Linked DNA regions of Homo sapiens: region 2 is linked to region 1. A link is an interaction called in ENCODE POLR2A ChIA-PET data of the cell type or tissue named here. Cell type or tissue: B cell. All regions are shown on one strand. Each heading gives the region's core, and the rest is flanking DNA. Links, peaks and the distances in the headings are about the cores only.

What was found. ChIA-PET counts read pairs that join two places held together with the same protein. Peaks named below come from ENCODE experiments on the same cell type or tissue, not always from the same donor. Only the 100,000 strongest peaks of a DNase experiment are listed, where the experiment ranks them.
Region 2: POLR2A ChIA-PET joins it to region 1 with 6 read pairs; 2 of 35 experiments call an interaction of 5 or more read pairs at or near these places.

What each region holds. Positions count from the first base shown.
Region 1 is chr16:23,484,522-23,488,521 of GRCh38, reverse strand. GGA2 (golgi associated, gamma adaptin ear containing, ARF binding protein 2) reads left to right here. Exons shown (of 17, transcript NM_015044.4): 7 at 1,732-1,812; 8 at 2,370-2,507. Among named protein-coding and RNA genes, the nearest start is that of GGA2, 24 kb to the left of the region's middle. In B cell, for the core only: no CTCF peak of the experiment used is centred there; no DNase peak of the experiment used is centred there; H3K27ac peaks cover 260 bases.
Region 2 is chr16:23,647,291-23,655,230 of GRCh38, reverse strand. The region is part of intron 2 of DCTN5 (dynactin subunit 5); the gene reads right to left. Among named protein-coding and RNA genes, the nearest start is that of DCTN5, 9.8 kb to the right of the region's middle. RefSeq lists an enhancer at 3,046-3,195. In B cell, for the core only: no CTCF peak of the experiment used is centred there; no DNase peak of the experiment used is centred there; H3K27ac peaks cover 1,537 bases.

The DNA of each region.
Region 1 (4,000 bases), core at 1-4,000:
GGAGGGGGGCAGGTTACATGGGTTCTCCTCTCCAGACAGGCCCTTAGGAGTGAGGTAGCAGAAGGTTTGGGTGCGTTCTTCATGGATAAGTCAACTAATAAGGGCCAGTCTGTTTTGATTCAGCCTGGTTCTTAGGCAGACACTGCATCCTGGGTCTTGGTAGGATCTGTTTGTGATCCTGCCTTACCCCAGTGTAGATCTGGGCCCAGGACATAATTCCTGCTCCTCCTTCAAGGGTACTTTGTGCCCTCTCCCTTTTGTGCACAGCCTTCCTGGGGGAAAGAAGGTGCAGAAGGATAGCCCGTGGGGAGTGTGGGTGATGGATGGGTCATGTCCTGTGTGGGTGTGGTGTTGGGGTGGGGACAGTGGAAGAACTTGCTGCTGTGTGTTGCTTCAGCTCTTTCTCAGTGCCAGTGAGCCCGGCCCTATCCATTTTCCATCCACCATGAACTCCCCAAACCGTTATTCCTTGGACATCAGTATCTAGAGGGACAAGAAGAAGAAGGTGGCCAAGACCCAGGGATAACTGTGGTGCCTGTGAGTGGGGAGCCCTTTGGCCTAGTGCTGGCGGTGCTTTTGGTCATGACTGTTCTTGGTCAGTCACAAGGTCTAGTTCATGGAGTGTTGGAAGGCTACACGCTGCGTACTCGTTTCTGCGTGGTATGCTCTGCCTGTCAACTGCACCCTCTCCCTGTACCCACTCCTTGGGCCTAGATACTCTGTGGCCATCAGGTCCCTGTTGTTAGAATGAGCAAGGCTAGTCTAGGTTCCAGGCCACCTTTCTCCGCTTTCCTCCTGCTTGGTGCCTTAGGTTTGCAGAGGGTGGGAGGAGCTAGGAAGGAGGTATGGTGTGACTTCTGAGAAACAATCCTGTGTCACCAGCCCTCATTATCCCCACTTTTCCTGCCATCCGTCCCACAAAGATTGAGTGACTTCTCTGTGCCAGGCATCCTGCTGGGCGCTGGAAATGAAGGGATGAACAAGATCACCAGGGTCTGTTGTGTCATAAAGCACATGGTCCAGGGCAACTGCAGACCTAGTCCCCTTTTGGGCCAGAGAATTCTCTGTTGTTGGGGACTGTCCTGTGCACTGTAGGATGTTCACAGCATTCCTCACTCTACCCACGAGCTGCCAGTAGCACCCCCTCTCTAGTTGTGACAACCAAATTTCTCCAGACTTAGCCAGACATCCCCTGGGAGAAGTAACCCCCACATCCCCCTACCCCACTGAAAACCAGTGGCAGGCCAGGCACGCTGGCTTACGCCTGTAATCCCAGCATTTTGGGAGGCCGAGGTGGGTGGATCACGAGGTCAAGAGATTGAGACCATCCTGGCCAACATGGTGAAACCCTGTCTCTACTAAAAACACAAAAATTAGCTGGGCATGGTGGCACGCGCCTATAGTCCCAGCTACTTGGGAGGCTGGGGCAGGAGAATTGCTTGAACCCGGGAGGCAGAGGTTGCAGTGAGTCGAGATTGCGCCACTGCACTCCAGCCTGGCAACAGAGCAAGACCCCGTCTCAAAAAAAAAAAAAAAACAACAGAAAAGAAAACCAGTGGTGTATTGGGATAGTCAGAGTGCCTGCATCGTAGTGTCCTTGGACCATTTGGTGAGATGGTGCATGTAAAATGTGTGCACTGTTGTTAGTGTTAACTCTTCTGTTGCTGCTGCTTCTGCTCTAGGCCTGAGGGAGTTGTGGTCTCACCTACTCTTCCTGTTCACTCTCTGCAGCTTCTGACAAGGCTTCTAAAGAGCAACCACCCCGAGGACCTTCAGGCTGCAAACCGGTTAATCAAGAATTTGGTCAAGGAGGTGGGCATTCTTCCAGTTGGTTCAGTAGAAGTAGCATTTGACAGAGGCTGAAGGACAGTGCATATGAGCCTATGCTTGAGGGGTAGAGGAACGGTTGCCTGGGAGAAAGAGTGGCTCCTAGCCCTGAACTCTGGGGAACAGCCATAGTCTCCCTCAAGGGCAGCAAGGTGGTGATTGGAACCAGAAATCCCGCTGCCGTACTTCTCAGCTGCTTTCATCCATGCTGCTCAAAGCATTTCCTAGACACCAGCTTGGGTCCCAGCAACAGGTATTGGTATGGACAAAGTCCAGGTTTAGGAATCTGCTTTTCAGAGGACTTGAGGCTGGTGGCACAAAGGCAGAGGTCATGGTCACCAGTCCCCAAACTGCATTTTCCTCCCCAGGAACTCTGGGCTTTTGAGTATTTTTTCACCCACTGTGTGAGTTCTCCCATGCACTTAACATCCTGGTGATGCCCCTGAGCGAGCTCTCTCAATAGTGACTCTTTCCCATCCCTTGTTCAGGCTTCAGCCAGGGTTTCTGCTCCCTCACTCCCATCCTCCTCTTTTTCCCAAAAGGAACAAGAAAAATCGGAGAAGGTGTCCAAGAGGGTCAGTGCGGTGGAGGAAGTGCGAAGCCATGTGAAGGTGCTGCAGGAGATGCTGAGCATGTACCGCAGGCCAGGGCAGGCCCCGCCCGACCAGGAGGCCCTGCAGGTAATACAGGTGTAACACAGGGGGCTGCACATGTTTACTAAAGTGGGTTTGAAATGCTTTCACCTGTTTGCACCCATGAAGCCATCTCAGAGTCAAGACGGTAAACATATCTGACACCTCCCCAAATGTCGTTGTGCTGCTTTGTCCTCCCTTTGTCTGTCCCTTGCTCCCCAGTCCCCAGGCAGCTGCTAATTTGCTTTCTGTTCTGATTGGCTGACAACTCCCAGACTCTTGTATAAATGGAATGATGCAGTACATAACCCTCTATTTTTGCCTGGTTTCTGGATCTCACTCGAGATCCATTCACGTTGCTGTGTGTAGCAGTAGCTTGTTTCTTATTGCCGGGTACTGTCCCGTCACCTGGATGTACCACAGCATGTACCTGTTGATGGGCCTTGCGTTGTTTCCAGCTTTGGGTGATTGTGAATCATGCTACTGTAAACAATTTTGTACGGGATTTTGTGTGAACATCGATTTTCATTTCTTATGGGTAAATGTCTGGGATTACTAGGTCATATGCTAAGTATATATTTAACTTGTTAGGAAACAAAGTGGCTAAGCTATCTTCAAGGGTGATTGCACCATTTTACAGTCCTAACAGCAGCATATGCAAGTTCTAGCTCCTCCACATCTTGAGATCTTGGTTTTTATATAGCATCTTTATGAGATAATTAACATACCATAAAAGCAACCATCACACCTACCTAGTTATAGAATATCTTAATCACCCCTAAAAGAAACCTTGTACCCATTAACAGTCATTCCCCCTTTCCCAAACTCCCCTTTCCCCAGTCCCTGGCAACCACTAATCCACTTTCTGTCTCTCTGGATTTGCTTATTTGGATGCTTCGTCCAAATGCGGTTGCACAATACGTGGGCTTTCGTGTCTGGCTTCCTTTACGTAGCCTAATGTTTGCAGGTGCATCCATCTGGTAATGTGTCACTGCTTCATTCCTTTTCATGGCTGGATAGCGTTCCATTGTGTGGCTATGCCACAGTTTGTTTCTCCATTTATCAGCTGATGGGCATTTGGGTTGTTCCTACTTTTTGGCTATTATGAATGATGCCTTTGAATTATTCATTACGAATAATGACTTTGAACTTTGTCCAAGTTTTTATGTGAACATAGGTTTTAAATTCTCTTGGGTATATACCTAGAAATGGAATTGCTGGATCTTGGGGTAACTCCATATTTAACATTTTGAGGAACTGCCAAGCTGTTTTCCAAAGTGGCCATGCCATTTTACATTCCCAGCAGCAATGTATTGGCTCCAGTTCTCTGCATCCTGCCAACATTTGCTGTTATCTTTTTGATTGGAGTCCTCCTGGAGGGTGTGAAGTACTGTCTCATTGCAACTTTCTGTTTCTTGATGGCTTATTTATTTCCTATGCTCATTGGCAGCTTGTGCATCTTAGAAGACATGTCTGTGCAAATCCATTGCCCATCTTTTGGATTGTCTTTTTTGAGTTACAAGCGTTTTTTATATATTCTG
Region 2 (7,940 bases), core at 1,933-5,932, 160 kb before region 1:
TATCCTCTCTACTTTTGTACATGTCTTAAAAGTTCCATAATGATAATATTTAGCTATAAAAAGGAAAAAATAATAATCTGCTACTATATGCAACAAGATGGATACATCTCAAAAACATTATGCTGCGTGAAAAAAGCTTGACATAAAAGAGTATATGATTCTAACCCAGATATCCATGAATGGGCGAAAGGATAAAGAAAATGTGGTATATATCACTTCTTGGCCTTTTGGCTAAGATCAAGTGAAGAAAATGTAGTATATATACATAATGGAATATTATTCAGTCATAAAAAAGAACGAAATCCTGTCATTTGCAGCAACATGGATGGAACTGGAGGTTACTATATTAAATGAAATAAGCCAAGCACAGAAAGACATATATCACACGTTCTCACTCATATGTGGGCACTAAAAAAGCAGATTTCAAGACAGAGAGTAGACTGTTGGTTACCAAAGGCCAAGAAAGGTAGGAGGAAGGAAGAGGGGTTAATTAATGGGCACAAATATACAGCTTGATAGAAGAAATAAGACCTAGAATTTGATAGGTCAGTAGGGTGACTACAGTTTACAGTAATCTATTATGTATTTCAAAACAGCTAGAAGGAAATAATTTTTTTTAAACTTTTAAGTTCAGGGGTACATATGCAGGTTTGTTACATAGGTAAACTTGTGTCATGGAGGTTTGTTGTACACATTATTTCATCACCCAGGTATTAAGCCTAGTACCCATTATTTTTCCCGATCCTTTCCCTCCTGCACCCTCCCAACTCCCCGCTCCCATAGGCCCCAGTGTGTGTTGTTCCCCTCTATGTGTCCATGTGTTCTCATCATTTAGCCTCCAGCTCCATCCATGTCCCTGCAAAAAATATGATCTCATTCTTTTTTATGGCTGCATTGTATTTCATGGTGTACCTGTACCACATTTTCTTTATCCAGTCTATCACTGATAAGCATTTAGGTTGATTCCATGTCTTTGCTATTGTGAACAGTGTTGCAATGAATATATGTGTGCACATGTCTTTATAATAGAATGATTTATATTCTTTTGGGTATATATCCAGTAATGGGATTGCTGGGTCAAATGGTATTTCTGTCTTTAGGTCTCTGAGGAATCACCACACTGTCTTCCACAATGGTTACACTCCCACTAACAGTATGTAAGTGTTCCTTTTTCTTCACAACCTCACCAGCATCTGTTATTTTCTGACTTTTTAATAACAGCTATTCTGACTGGTGTGAGACGGTATCTCGTGGTTTTGATTTGCACTTCTCTAATGATCAGTGATGTTGAGCTTTTTGTCATGATTATTGTATTTCTTCTTTTGAAAAGTGTCTGTTCATGTCCTTTGCCCACTTTTTAAATGGGGTTGTTTTCTACTTGTAAATTTGTTTAATTCCTTTAGATGCTGGATATTAGACCTTTGTCAGATGCATAGTTTGCAAAAATTTTCTCCCATTCTGTAGGATGTCTGTTTACCCTGTTAATAGTTTCTTTTGCTGTGCAGAAGCGCTTTAGTTTAATCAGATCTCATTTGTCAACTTTCGCTTTGTTGCAATTGCTTTTGGCATCTTCATCATGAAATCTTTGCCTGTACCTATGTCCTGAATGGTACTGGTTAGGTTGTCTTCCAGGATTTTTACAGTTTTGGGTTTTATATTTAAGTCTTTAATCCATCTTGAGTTGATTTTTCTATATGGTATAAGGAAGGGGTCCAGTTTCAATTTTCTCCATATGGCTAGCCAGTTATCCAAGCACCATTTATTGAATAGAGAATCCTTTCCTCATTGCTTGTTTTTAGAAGGTTTGATGAAGATGAGATAGTTGTAGGTGTGTGGTCTTATTTCTGGGTTTTCTATTCTGTTCCATTGTTCTGTGTCTGTTCTTGTACCAGCAACACGCTGTTTTGATTACTGTAGCCCTGTAGTAGTTTGAAGTCAGGTAGCGTGATACCTACAACTTTGTTCTTTTTGCTCAAGATTGCCTTGGCTACTCTAGAAGGAAATAATTTGATTGTTTCTAGCATAAAGACAAATATTTAAGGTGATGAGTATCCCAATTACACTGATTTTTTATTTTTTCATTTTTTGGGGGACAGGGTCTCACTCTGCCGCCCAGGCTGGAGTGCAGTGGTGCCATCACGGCTCACTGCAGCCTCGACCTCCCAGGCTCAAGTGATCCTCCCTGCTCAGCTTCCCAAGCAGCTGGGACCACAGGTGTGCACCACCAAGCCCAGCTAATTTTTTTTATTTGTAGAGATGGGGGTCTCCCTATGTTGCCCAGGCTGGTTTTGAAATCCTGGGCTCAAGAGATCTTCCCACCTTGGCCTCTGAAAGTGCTGGGATTACAGGTGTGGGCCACCACGTCCAGCCAAAACCAATCTTATCTTTATAAATTTTATAAATGTATTAAATTATCATGTGCCCCCAAAATATGTACATCTATTATATGTCAATGAAAAATTATTTTTAAAAAGGGCTTGTGATTCTAATTATATGAAACTTCAGAAAATGCAAAACTAATCTATATTAGTTTTATATTGGTGGTTGCCTGAGGCAAGGGTACAAGGGTAGAGGATTGACTGCAAAGGGGCACAAGGAAACTAGAGTAATAGAAATGTATTCTATATCTTGATTGTAGTAGTGGTTGCATAGATGTACCCATCAGTCAAAACTTGTCAAACTGCACACTCAAAATGGATACATTTATTGTATGCAAATTATACCTCAATAAAGATGATTGGTTTTAGTTCCATAATAAAATGTTTAAAAAGAAAAGAAGGAAGAGAATCTATATGACTTGGTGACTGTTCGGCTGTTGGGAGGTAAGACAAAGAGAATTTACAATAGGGTAAGCAATTATGAGGATTACCAATTAAATTTTGAAATGTTGAATTTGAGATAGCTACGGGATGATCAATAGGCAGTTGTAAATAAAGGTCTGAGGTCAAGGACAGAAGGTCAGGCTAGGGAGGTAGGTGGGGAACTCCTGATATATAGGTGAATTTAGATTTATCGCTAGCCTGAACACCTGACTCTGAAGAATACCAAAAAAGAAACAGACTCATACCTGGAAAAACTTACTCAACTGCATACGTATAGTCTACAAAACTTGTACTCATAAAAAAGAACTTCCACATCTGCTGCTGATTATGAAGTATTACAGTTCTTTTGGTTTTCTTTTTTATTTTTAGTTTTTGAGATGGAGTCTTACTCTGTTGCTCAGGCTGGGGCACAGTGGTGTGATCTCAACTCACTACAACCTCTGCCTCCCAGGTTCAAGTGATTCTCTTGCCTCAGCCTCCTGAGTAGCTGGGATTACAGGCGCATGCCATCACACTAGGCTAATTTTTGTATTTTTAGTAGAGATGGGGTTTCACCATGATGGCCAGGCTGCTCTCAAACTCCTGACCTCAGGTAATCTGCCCGCCTCCGCCTGCCTTGGTCTCGCAAAGTGCTGGGATTATAGGCATGAGCCACCGTGCCCAGCCACTTTGGTTTTCAAAAGATGTACTCTTCAAGCTTAAAGAGATTATCTATTTCTAGCATGAACTTCCTCCATCTAAGAGTCTTAATTTACTTCAATTATTGTTTTCAGTTTCATGTTTCCACCTACAATCAGAGAAAATGGCTTCCTTTTCTTTTGGAGGAAAACAGAATTCCAAAAGTCCTGGGTATTTGGTGATGGTGGTTGTTTTATTGTGTTTTAAATAAGTACAACAAGCTTAATCTGGAAATAAAGAACATCCACATAAGTCTGTTTGTCAGCCTAAACTATACACTAACTAAAGAAGCAAACACATGCAAAGGAAGTAAATTGTATCACAGGTGGTCAGAGAAATTTAGGAAGATGGACTCAAATCTTGGTTTCCTATTTCACAAGGAGTAGTGCTGAGGAAGAGAAGTCAGATTCAAAACAGAGGTAACGGGGTGTTAAAAAGAAAGAAGGTGGCTGCCCTTCAGAGAAGCAAATGAAAGGAGGTGGCTGCCCTTCACAGAAGCAAAGCAAAGAGTTCACTGAACTCAACAATGGGCAAGGCAGAGATAGCAAAGTGGAGGTTGAAGGACTATACTTGCAAACCTGTATTGTTTGGCTCATGCAGCATTTTTATTATTTATTTCTTTTAATTTTTTTTAGCTATCTCCTACAGGAAGGACACGTGGCATTTTAACAAATCATTTAAAATTAAACATTACTATTTGAGTAGTGGAACATCTTGCATTTTAAAAAGTGAGATTTCCAGTTGCTTTTGAAAAAGAATCAGACGCTCTGGAAAGCTGATTGTTGCCACGTGGGCCTGTATTCCCACACAGTAACAACCAGCTTGGGCTTAGATTGGTCACATTCTCCAATTCACCAGGCCCCACCACTCTCTATTGTTCACACTCAGTCTTACTGACTCATCTGATCTCTTTCTATCCCTGCAGGCACTGTGACATCTGATATATGGGCTCAGGAAAACAGAAATGACAAAGTTCTGAAAGAGAAGGGATAGAAATATAAATGGATTGTTCATAACAGCAAAAAACTAGAAACAAAGTAACTTTCCACCAAGAGGAGGGTGGATAAGTGGAATTGTACACAGCAGTGAAAATGCACAGACGGGCCAGCCGGGTGCAGTGGCTCATGCCTGTAATCCCAGCACTTTGGGAGGCCAAAGTGGGCAATCACCTGAGGTCAGGAGTTCAAGACCATCCTGGCCAACATGGTGAAACCCGGTCTCTACTAAAAATACAAAAAAAAAAAAAAAAATTAGCCAGGTGTGGTGGGAGGAAGAGGTGGTGTGTGGGGAGGGAGGGAGGCAGGAGAATCGCTTGAACCTGGAGGTTGCAGTGAGTCAAGATCGCACCATTACACTCCAGCCTGGGCAATAAGAGCAAAACTCCATCTTAAAAGAAAATAAAATAAAATGCACAGACCACAATGAATCTTAGAAATAAAAGCTGAGTACCTCCCAAAGCAGTCTACAGACTCAATGCAATCTTAACAAGATAACAATGAGATTCTTCACAAAAATAGAAAAAAGATCCTAAAATTCGCAGAGACTCTGAATAGCCAAAGTAATCCTGAACAGAAAGAACACAGCTGAAGGGGGCATCACACTGCCAGACTTAAAAATATACTGCAATGCTACAGTAATCAAAATAGCATAATACTGGCATTACAAAAAGACACATAGGCCAATGGAACAGAATAGAACCTAGAAATTAATCCACATATCTATAGCCAGCTGATTTTTGACAAAGGTGACGAGAACATTCATCTGGAAAAGGACAATCTCTTCAATAAATGGTGCTGGGAAAACAGCATATCCATAAGCAGAAGTAGACCCCACACCTGTCACTGTACACAAAAATCAACTCAAAATGAAATCTTTTTTTTTTTTTTTTTTTTTGAGACAGAGTCTCACTCTGTTGCCCAGGCTGGAGTGCAGTGGCACCATCTCGACTCACTACAACCTCTGCCTCCTGGGTTCAAGTGATTCTCATGCCTCAGCCTCCTGAGTAGCTGGGATTACAAGCATGCCACACCCAGCTAATTTTTTCTATTTTTAGTAAAGATGGGTTTCACCATGTTGGCCAGGCTGGTCTTGAACTCCTGCCCTCAAGTGATCCGCCCGCCTTGGCCTCTCGAAGAGCTGGGATTATAGGCGTGAGCCACTGCACCTGGTCTATAACTTAAAATGAATTAAAGACCTAAATGAAGGCCTGGGACTATAAACTACTAGAAGAAAACATAGGGGAAATGCTTAAAGACACTGGTCTTGGAAAAGATGAGTAAGACTTCAAAAGCAGAGACAACAAAAGGAAATAAACAAATGGGATTATATCAAACTAAAATGATCCTGCACAGCATAGGAAACAATCAACAGAATGAAAATATGGCAGAACATATCTTCAAACTATTCTTCAAAGACAGAATATATTAATACAAGGAACTCAAACATCTCAACTGCAAAAAAACTCAATCTAATTTTTTAAATGGGCAAATGATTTGAATCGACATTTCTCAAAAGACATACTAATGGCCAACAAATATATATTTTAAAATGTTCACTAAACATCACTAATCAGCCAGGCACGGTGGCTCATGCCTGTAATCCCAGCATTTTGGGAGGCCAACTGCAGGTGGATCACTTGAGGTCAGGAGTTCGAGACCAGCCTGAGCAATATGGTGAAACCTCGTCTCTACTAAAAATACAAAAAAAATTAGCCAGCATGGTGGTGTGCGCCTGTAGTCCCAGCAACTCAGGAGGCTGAGACAGGAGAATTGCTTGAACCCGGGAGGCAGAGGTTGCAGTGAGCTGACATCACGCCACTGCACTCCAGCATGGGCAATGGAGCGGGATTCTGTCTCAAAAAACAAACAAACAAAAAATCACTAATCATAGGGAAGGGCAAATTAAGACCACAATGAGGTACCACTTCACCGCAGTTTAGGATGCTTATCATAAAGACAAAAAATAACAAATACTAGTGAGGATTTGGAGAAAAGGAAACTCTTATACACTGTTGGTGGGATGTAAACTAGTACAGCCACTATGGAGAACAGTATGAACGTTCCTTAAAAAAACTACAAATAGGGCCAGGTGTGGTGGCCCACACCTGTAATCCCAGCACTTTGGGAGGCCGAGGCAGGCGGAATACTTGAGGTCAGGAGTTCACGACCAGCCTGGCCAACATGGTTAAACCCCATCTCTATTAAAAATACAAAAATTAGCCAGACATGGTGGTGTGCACCTGTAATCCCAGCTATTCAGGAGATTGAGGCATGAGAATCACTTCAACCAAGGACGTGGAGATTGCAGTGAGTTGATATCGCACCACTGCACTTTAGCCCAGGCGACACAGCGAGACTGTGTCTCTAAAAAAAAAAAAAAAAAAAAAAGAAAAAAGAAAAAAAAATTAGCCAGCAATGGTGGTGCATGCCCGTAGCATAAGCTACTTGGGAAGCTGAGGTGGGAGGTTCGCCTGAGCCTGGCCTGGAAGGTCAAGGCTGCAGTGAGCTATGATTGTGCCACTGCACTCTAGCCTGGGCAACAAAGTGAGACCCTGTCTCAAAAAAATTAACTAACAAATAAATTAAACAAATAAATAAAGATTTTTAAAATAAAAATAAATCACAGGAAACCAAGTTAAACAATATATATTATTTAGGGATATGTGGAAAATTTGCTTAAATAATAAATAATTTATAAGACACAAAATCAGGACAGCGGTTTTCTCTTGGAGGGTGGCAAAAATAGGAATAGGGGAGGAACATAAAAATAGTACTTATTGTATACAGATTATGTTCCAATTCTTCAGTTGGGTATAGGGTTCACTGGTGTTGATTTAATTTTATGCTTTATGACATATATGTCACATATATTCTTTTGTATACCCAAAATATTGCCAAATTAAACATCTTTAAAAAGCAAAAGGTAGCCAGGCATGGTGGCTCATGCCTGTAATCCAAGCACTTTGGGAGGCTGAGGCAGGCAGATCACCTGAGGTCAGGAGTTCAAGACCAGCCTGGCCAACATGGTAAAACCCCGTCTCTACTAAAAATACAAAAATTAGCCAGGCATGGAGGCACGCAACTGTAATACCAGGTACTGGGGAGGCTGAGGCAGGACAATTGCTTGAACCTGGGAAGTGGAGGCTGCAGTGAGCCAAGATTCCACCATTGCATCCAGCCTGGGCAACAGGGCAATACTCCATCCCCCTCCCCCAAAAAAAAATTAAAAAAAAAAAAGCAAACAGCCCTCAATAGGCAAAACAATCTTATAAAAGAACAAACATGGAAGACTCATAATTCATGATTAAAAACTTATTATAGTAGGCCGAGCACAGTGGTTCACACCTGTAATCCCACTACTTTGGTAGGCCAAGGCGGGCGGATCACCTGAGGTCAGGAGTTCGAGACCAGCCTGACCAAAATGGCAAAACCCTGTCTCTAG